Linked DNA regions of Homo sapiens: region 2 is linked to region 1. The links are chromatin contacts, found by Hi-C or POLR2A ChIA-PET in ENCODE. All regions are on one chromosome and are shown on one strand. Each heading gives the region's core, a stretch centred on a gene start or an enhancer-like site at or near the end of the contact. The rest is flanking DNA. Distances are from core to core; before and after follow the strand shown. Region 1 overlaps NINJ2 (ninjurin 2). Region 2 overlaps WNK1 (WNK lysine deficient protein kinase 1).

What was found. Hi-C counts contacts between places; a loop is a spot of excess contacts on that map. ChIA-PET counts read pairs that join two places held with the same protein, here RNA polymerase II (POLR2A). Pooled maps may share reads with other maps.
Region 2: a loop to region 1 is called in a pooled map of gastrocnemius medialis, with 3 times the contacts of the local background. The contact joins two enhancer-like sites. A Hi-C loop is called at or near these places in 4 of 168 maps with a recorded cell type or tissue (IMR-90, MCF 10A, esophagus squamous epithelium and 1 more) and 9 of 50 pooled maps. POLR2A ChIA-PET finds 5 or more read pairs at or near these places in 4 of 52 experiments (H1, MCF 10A, WTC11 and 1 more).

What each region holds. Positions count from the first base shown.
Region 1 is chr12:569,115-571,900 of GRCh38, reverse strand. All of the region lies in intron 1 of NINJ2 (ninjurin 2), which reads left to right. Among named protein-coding and RNA genes, the nearest start is that of NINJ2-AS1, 60 kb to the left of the region's middle. Within about 2 kb of position 1,325, at least 31 of the 41 ENCODE cell types and tissues checked have a DNase peak (open chromatin) inside an H3K27ac peak, as active enhancers do.
Region 2 is chr12:904,343-907,128 of GRCh38, reverse strand. All of the region lies in intron 26 of WNK1 (WNK lysine deficient protein kinase 1), which reads right to left. Among named protein-coding and RNA genes, the nearest start is that of RAD52, 44 kb to the left of the region's middle. RefSeq lists an enhancer at 1,366-1,465. Within about 2 kb of position 1,433, at least 3 of the 41 ENCODE cell types and tissues checked have a DNase peak (open chromatin) inside an H3K27ac peak, as active enhancers do.

The sequences.
Region 1 (2,786 bases), core at 76-2,575:
AGGGCAGTTACTTACCACTCTGGGGTTTACCCAACCTCCATGGCCCTCTGGGAGAACAGCCCTGTAATCTTGTTTCCAAGAAAGAGCAGAATGATCTGTTGGAGCTTATGGTCCCCACTGACCATAAAGTCGATAAACAATGAAAAACATGTTTACTTTTCTGTTAAAAAAGGCATTCCTTTCCTATCCAACCTAAGTCCTGTAAATAAACAAAAATATAGGCCAACAAGGATTAAGGGATAAAGGGCTGTCTGGCAGAACAATGAAGCAATCCTTGACTTCAAGGGATGGAATCGCACCAGCCTTAGGAGCTGGGACTTGGCAAGAGGCCTAGGTGACAGGGAAGTCTGAGCTGGAACGAGAGAGGAGGGCGCGGAAGAGGGAGGGTAATGACTGTGCCGGGCAGGCCCAGGAATGGGGCAAACCGCTGGGTCTGTGGTGTCCCCCACCCCCCTGCCTCATCCCATGCCAATCACCAAACCCACGTCTGCCAGGCAGGCCCAGGAATGGGGCAAACCGCTGGGTCTCTGGTGTCCCCCACCCCCCTGCCTCATCCCATGCCAATCATCAAACCCACGTCCTCTTGTTGCCCAGATGCCCAAGGGCGTCCAGATCAAACTCTGGATCTACTCCCACCTTCCCTGCACTGGCCGCGCTCCAGCTTCATGCCGCCCCAAACTCCCCGTCTGTCCAGGTGTCATTGGTTGGCCAGATTTTGATGGGCAGCCTTTCCCACAGGCAACCGCGCCTTGAACAGGGACTCTGGGAGCCCAAAGCTATGAGTCTTGGGTCAGTGTCCTGCCGCCCTTGAGTGGCAGGGGAGGGGCAAGTGGGGCGGGGCAGAATGAGACCTGAGGAAGATACCGAGAGCCAGCCTCATTGAGAGAGGGATCTCAGCCTGGGAAAATGGGAACCGCTTGGATTCTGTCCTTCCTTCTGTGAAGGAGCAAAGTGTCGTTCTGCTGTCCATGGCCTCTGCCCTCCAGAGATGGGATTTTCCTCCAGTTTTATAGATGTGGAAACTCAGCACCAAAGTTCCAAGCCCAGAGGCAGAGCTGGGCCCAGCAACCAGCAGTCCTAGCCCACCGGTCCCCTGCTCCTCGAGGATCAGCAGAAAAGGGGCGGGGAGTGGGCAGAGCCCTGTGCGCTTGTGGCGGGTGGAGGCCGCCAGCCCACCCGGACCAGCTCTGCAGGGAGGGCGCAGAGGCCAGGGCCAGGGCCAGGGGAGGGCGGCAAGCGAGAGCCAGCGGCGAAGAGTCCGGCGAAACGGGAATGACTCATGCTGGGTGGCTCTGCTCCCCAGTCCAGCCCACATTCCCGGGTCTCTGTTCCCGACCCGCCTGGGCCTGGCCTTAAAGGGCCAGCTCCTCTGAGCGGGAGCGGGGGCCACCCTGCTGCGCTCCCCACTCCTCTGTCACCCTGACCCCTGTGGAGTTGCTCCCAGTCCCTGGGCTGTGGGCGAAAAGGATGACCCCCTGCAGGATTTAGGACTTTATCTGATCCTCTCCTCCCGCTAGAAGGGAGGGCCCTCAGGTCATTCCATCCATCCCTCTGCCGCAGAGCAGGGCTGCACCTAAACTGGCCCACGAGGATTAGAAAAGCCCGGTCCCTGCTTTTAAAGATGCTGCAATGAGAGGACCCCTTTCCAGGCACCTTCGCCAGGGCCTCACTGCCGGCCCTTCTGCCCGCCGTCCCCTCGGCTGCAGGTTGTGCTGGAGGCCCCTCCCTTCTGGGTCCCCCCACCCCACGCTGGCTCCATTTCAGCTTCGGTTGATTCTCGAACTCTGGCTTGACGCACGCGTTTGGTGGGTTTTAGTTCGGCCCATCCAGACTTGCGGGCGAGGCTCCCGTCCTGGGCCTCGGAGGGGTCCAGGTTTCCCATTAATCCCGTCCTGCGCGTGGGTTCCTCGGGGTGGAAACGCCCCCCGGCAGCCGCGGCGCCCAAGTCACGTCTCTGGACCGCGCGCGCCACCGTGTGGACACTCTGGAGCAGGCGGGGACACCCTGATCCCGCCCAGCACCCGCAGTGAAAGGCAGGCCCGAGTCGGCCCCGCATTTAGCGAGGAAAGGATGAGGCGCACCCCCTAAGCACACTGCGAGCCTCACGTCCTCTGTGAAGCAATGGCTCTCAGATTAATGTAACAACAAAAGCCAACCAGCTCTGTTAAAACTTACAAATGGCAATACCTTCCATAGAGGTTGGGAAGACCTCCGTGCTGCCCGTGTACTCACCCCTGCCACCCCCTGCCACCCCTTCCCCCACTATTTGGTCAGTGCTCAACACATGCCACTAGAGGTTTGGGTTTAAGGTTTTGTCCACTGTTAACGATACATTTGGGGGGAAGGGGGTCTGTCTCCCTCTGAGCTAGACCAGGAAGGAGGAGAAAGGGCAAAGCTTGCTGCTACTGCACAAACTGGAGGATGGGGAAGAGACAGGAGGGGTGGCACAGCCATGGGGCAGGGAGGCCAGGGGGCACAGTTGAACCTGGGCAGAGACACTTTGAATTTGGGTGCAGGGGGTGAGACTCTCTTGCCTAATGAGTGCTCTTGGAGACCGAGGACAAACCTTCACCAAATGGGCTAAGACCACAGGTTGCAGCCTTGGGGCTGACGGCGACCATGGGCCTTTGTGAAGTGTTGGCCCTGGGATCCCTGGCCCTAACCAACCATGCCAGCTGGCCCTAGACAAGCCAGCCTTGCTTGAACTGGATTTCCAAAGGCCCTGAACGCCGTGTGTGGCCTCCCAAGTCCATGCAGGTCCTCATTTACCCTCCATCCCTACCTCC
Region 2 (2,786 bases), core at 184-2,683, 340 kb before region 1:
GCTGGTCTCAAGAACTCCTGACCTCAGGTGATCCGCCCGCCTTGGCCTCCCAAAGTGCTGGGATTACAGACGTGAGCCACCACGCCCGGCTTTTTTTTTTTTTTAAAGGAAGGGTCTCTTCTTTTTCTGTCACCCAGGCTGGATACAGCGGCACAATCACGTCTCACTGCAGCCTCCAACTCCTCCTGCCTCAGCCTCCCAAGTAGCTTGGGACTAGACGTATGCACTTCCACACCCAGTTAATTTTTTACTTTTTTATATAGACAGAATCTCCATATGTTGCTTAGTCATGAACTGCTGGGCTCAGGCAATCCTGCCATGTCAGCCTCCCAAAGTGCTGGGATTACAGGTGTGAGCCACCATGCTCAGCCTAGCCATTCTTTAAATAGAGAGAGGTAATAAGAGAAGTAGCATGCTGTGTTCAGAAAAGTTTTTCACCTGGACCCATAAACATGAATTTGCAAACATAAACTTGGGAGGGGTTAACCTCTCCCAATTTCCCATGAGTAAAGAACAAGATTATTCATGAGGAAAGGACTGTATGGTGTGCCTGAATCTTTCAACTTCAGGAAGACATGGTTTTCCTGAAGATGACCTCAGTTTCAATTGGCTCAAGGATTCCCACCGCTTCTCCCCACTCTTCCCAGAACAGCAAGCACTCCCATGTAGAAGCGACAAGAAAATGCAGCTGAGGCAGGGTGCAAAGGGGAGGAGGAAGCTTTGCGGTTATGATGAAGGAACTCTATTTCTGCGGTTTGATGAGAGAGGAGGGAGTCTATGCCTGCCTGATTTCGGCTCTGCTGGAGGGCACACTGAAGATTATTCCAAGAGGCACGTTTTGGGGAAGAGGGAAAGAAGAGTCATGGTCTTGTCTGTTTTCCTTACCCCCCACTGTCTTACCAGATCTCACGTGTTACAGAATAAATAAAAGCTCCTAAAGTAAGTTGTGAACCACTAGTCCTTAAGGTACCCAAGTAATGCGGGGGTAAGTAAGTGCATGCGTTATCCTGCTTTCAAGGTCAAAGCAGCACCAGATCACAGCAGCACACCTAACGCAATCCTGCCACTTCAAAGCCTGTTACTGACCATCGCTGGTCTCAAGTCAAGCTTATATCCTACCACCTGGGGAATGGCACACACAAGCAGGTCTGTGCTGCAGTAACAGCTAATTCTGAGGTGAAGCTGCAGTGAGGAAGGTCACATGCTTCTTACCGCTATGGCAAGACACGGAACTACTGCAGTGTGAGTGTCAGCTCATTTCTTGGTGTCTGCTGGAGCCACAAGGGGATTGCTATTGCACATACAGTGTGAAGGGAAGAGTAAGCTCCCTACAGTACAGGAAACGCGAGGGGAGAAGCATGAGAGCACAGAAAACAGCCTTCCATGAACAGCCAATGTGAGAGAGTGGTGAAGTGGGAAGCACAGGCAATGAGGATGGGCAGTCATGACAGTGAGTGACTCAATCTAGAAAGCAAGCATATCACATGCATGGGGATTGTCATCCTGTTTGAACAATTATTGCTTGGTGAGCTTGATGTGAGAGACAATCAAAACAAAAAACAGAAATAATCACAGGGGAGCAGAGCTGTCAAAAGCTAAATACAAGAAGCTCAGGAGGCGTGACCATTGCTTATCCACAGAGCTCATGCTGGGAGACACACCTCTCTAGTCTGTCGCCCCTGATGCTGCGAGGCCCCTTTAGAACGAAATTTCACTTTTCATTTTACCCTACATTACCTAATACAGGATTCTCTATGAGGAAAGAGAAACCATGAGGAAGAGTCAACCATACAGCTAAACCTTCACGTTCTGGCTTCTGTATACAGGCCTCCCATTAAAGAATGAAACAAACCTATCATTTTCTGACCAGAAATTAACTCCTAAGAAAAGGAGACTTGACTATAAAAGATGTAGAAAGGCCTTTGAGAGAATATGCTAACTTCTTAACCTTTTTTAGTTCTTCTGAAAAGCCCTAATAAGTAGTATAGACTTACCCCCAAGATTCATTTTTAAATTTCCTCCTGCCATTATAATACATTTCCCCTATTCCCACATCACCAGATCCTACTAACAATAACCTATTATGAACCATAACTTACAGCCCAACATCCCAAGTACAGAATTTCCCTGTTGACCCTACCTACAACACTGTAAGTGGCCTTCTCATTAAAGTATGAGAAGCCACAGTCTAAGAAGACAAACTCTAGAAAGTGGTGTTTTTCTCCTCGTCAATCTAGCACACATCTCCCACTTCAGTGTGAACGTGGGAGGGCATGGACTTTTGTATGCTTTCGTCACTGCTGAGTTTCCAGTTGGGGTAATAACACTGCCCGGCACATATTTGCTGACCAAAGGATCGCTCTCCCATAGGAACTAGGCATCCCTGACCTCCCTATATATACCCATGGCCATTACCAATCCATGTCTGTCACAAGCTAGGCTCACATGGGGTTATCACTGAGGGCACCGACTAGGAGATGATTTCTCAATTAAGCATGTTAAATATTTATTAGAATAGGATACAGAGATAGATGGAAGTTAGGAATCAGGGAGCTATGAGACTGCAGAGTTGAAAGAACTCATGGTTAACAGGCTTTGCAATCAAGGACCAAAAATAACAGAAAAGATAATTACTACAGAGCTGGTTGCAAGGACAGACTTTTTTCACCATCTTCCCTGAAGCACAAAGAGAGAAGCAATGTGTTAAAGATAAAGAAACATCAGTGTAAAATATTTAGAATCTCCAAACAGCACACAAACGCCCAGCAAGAGAAAGCAGGAGGTGA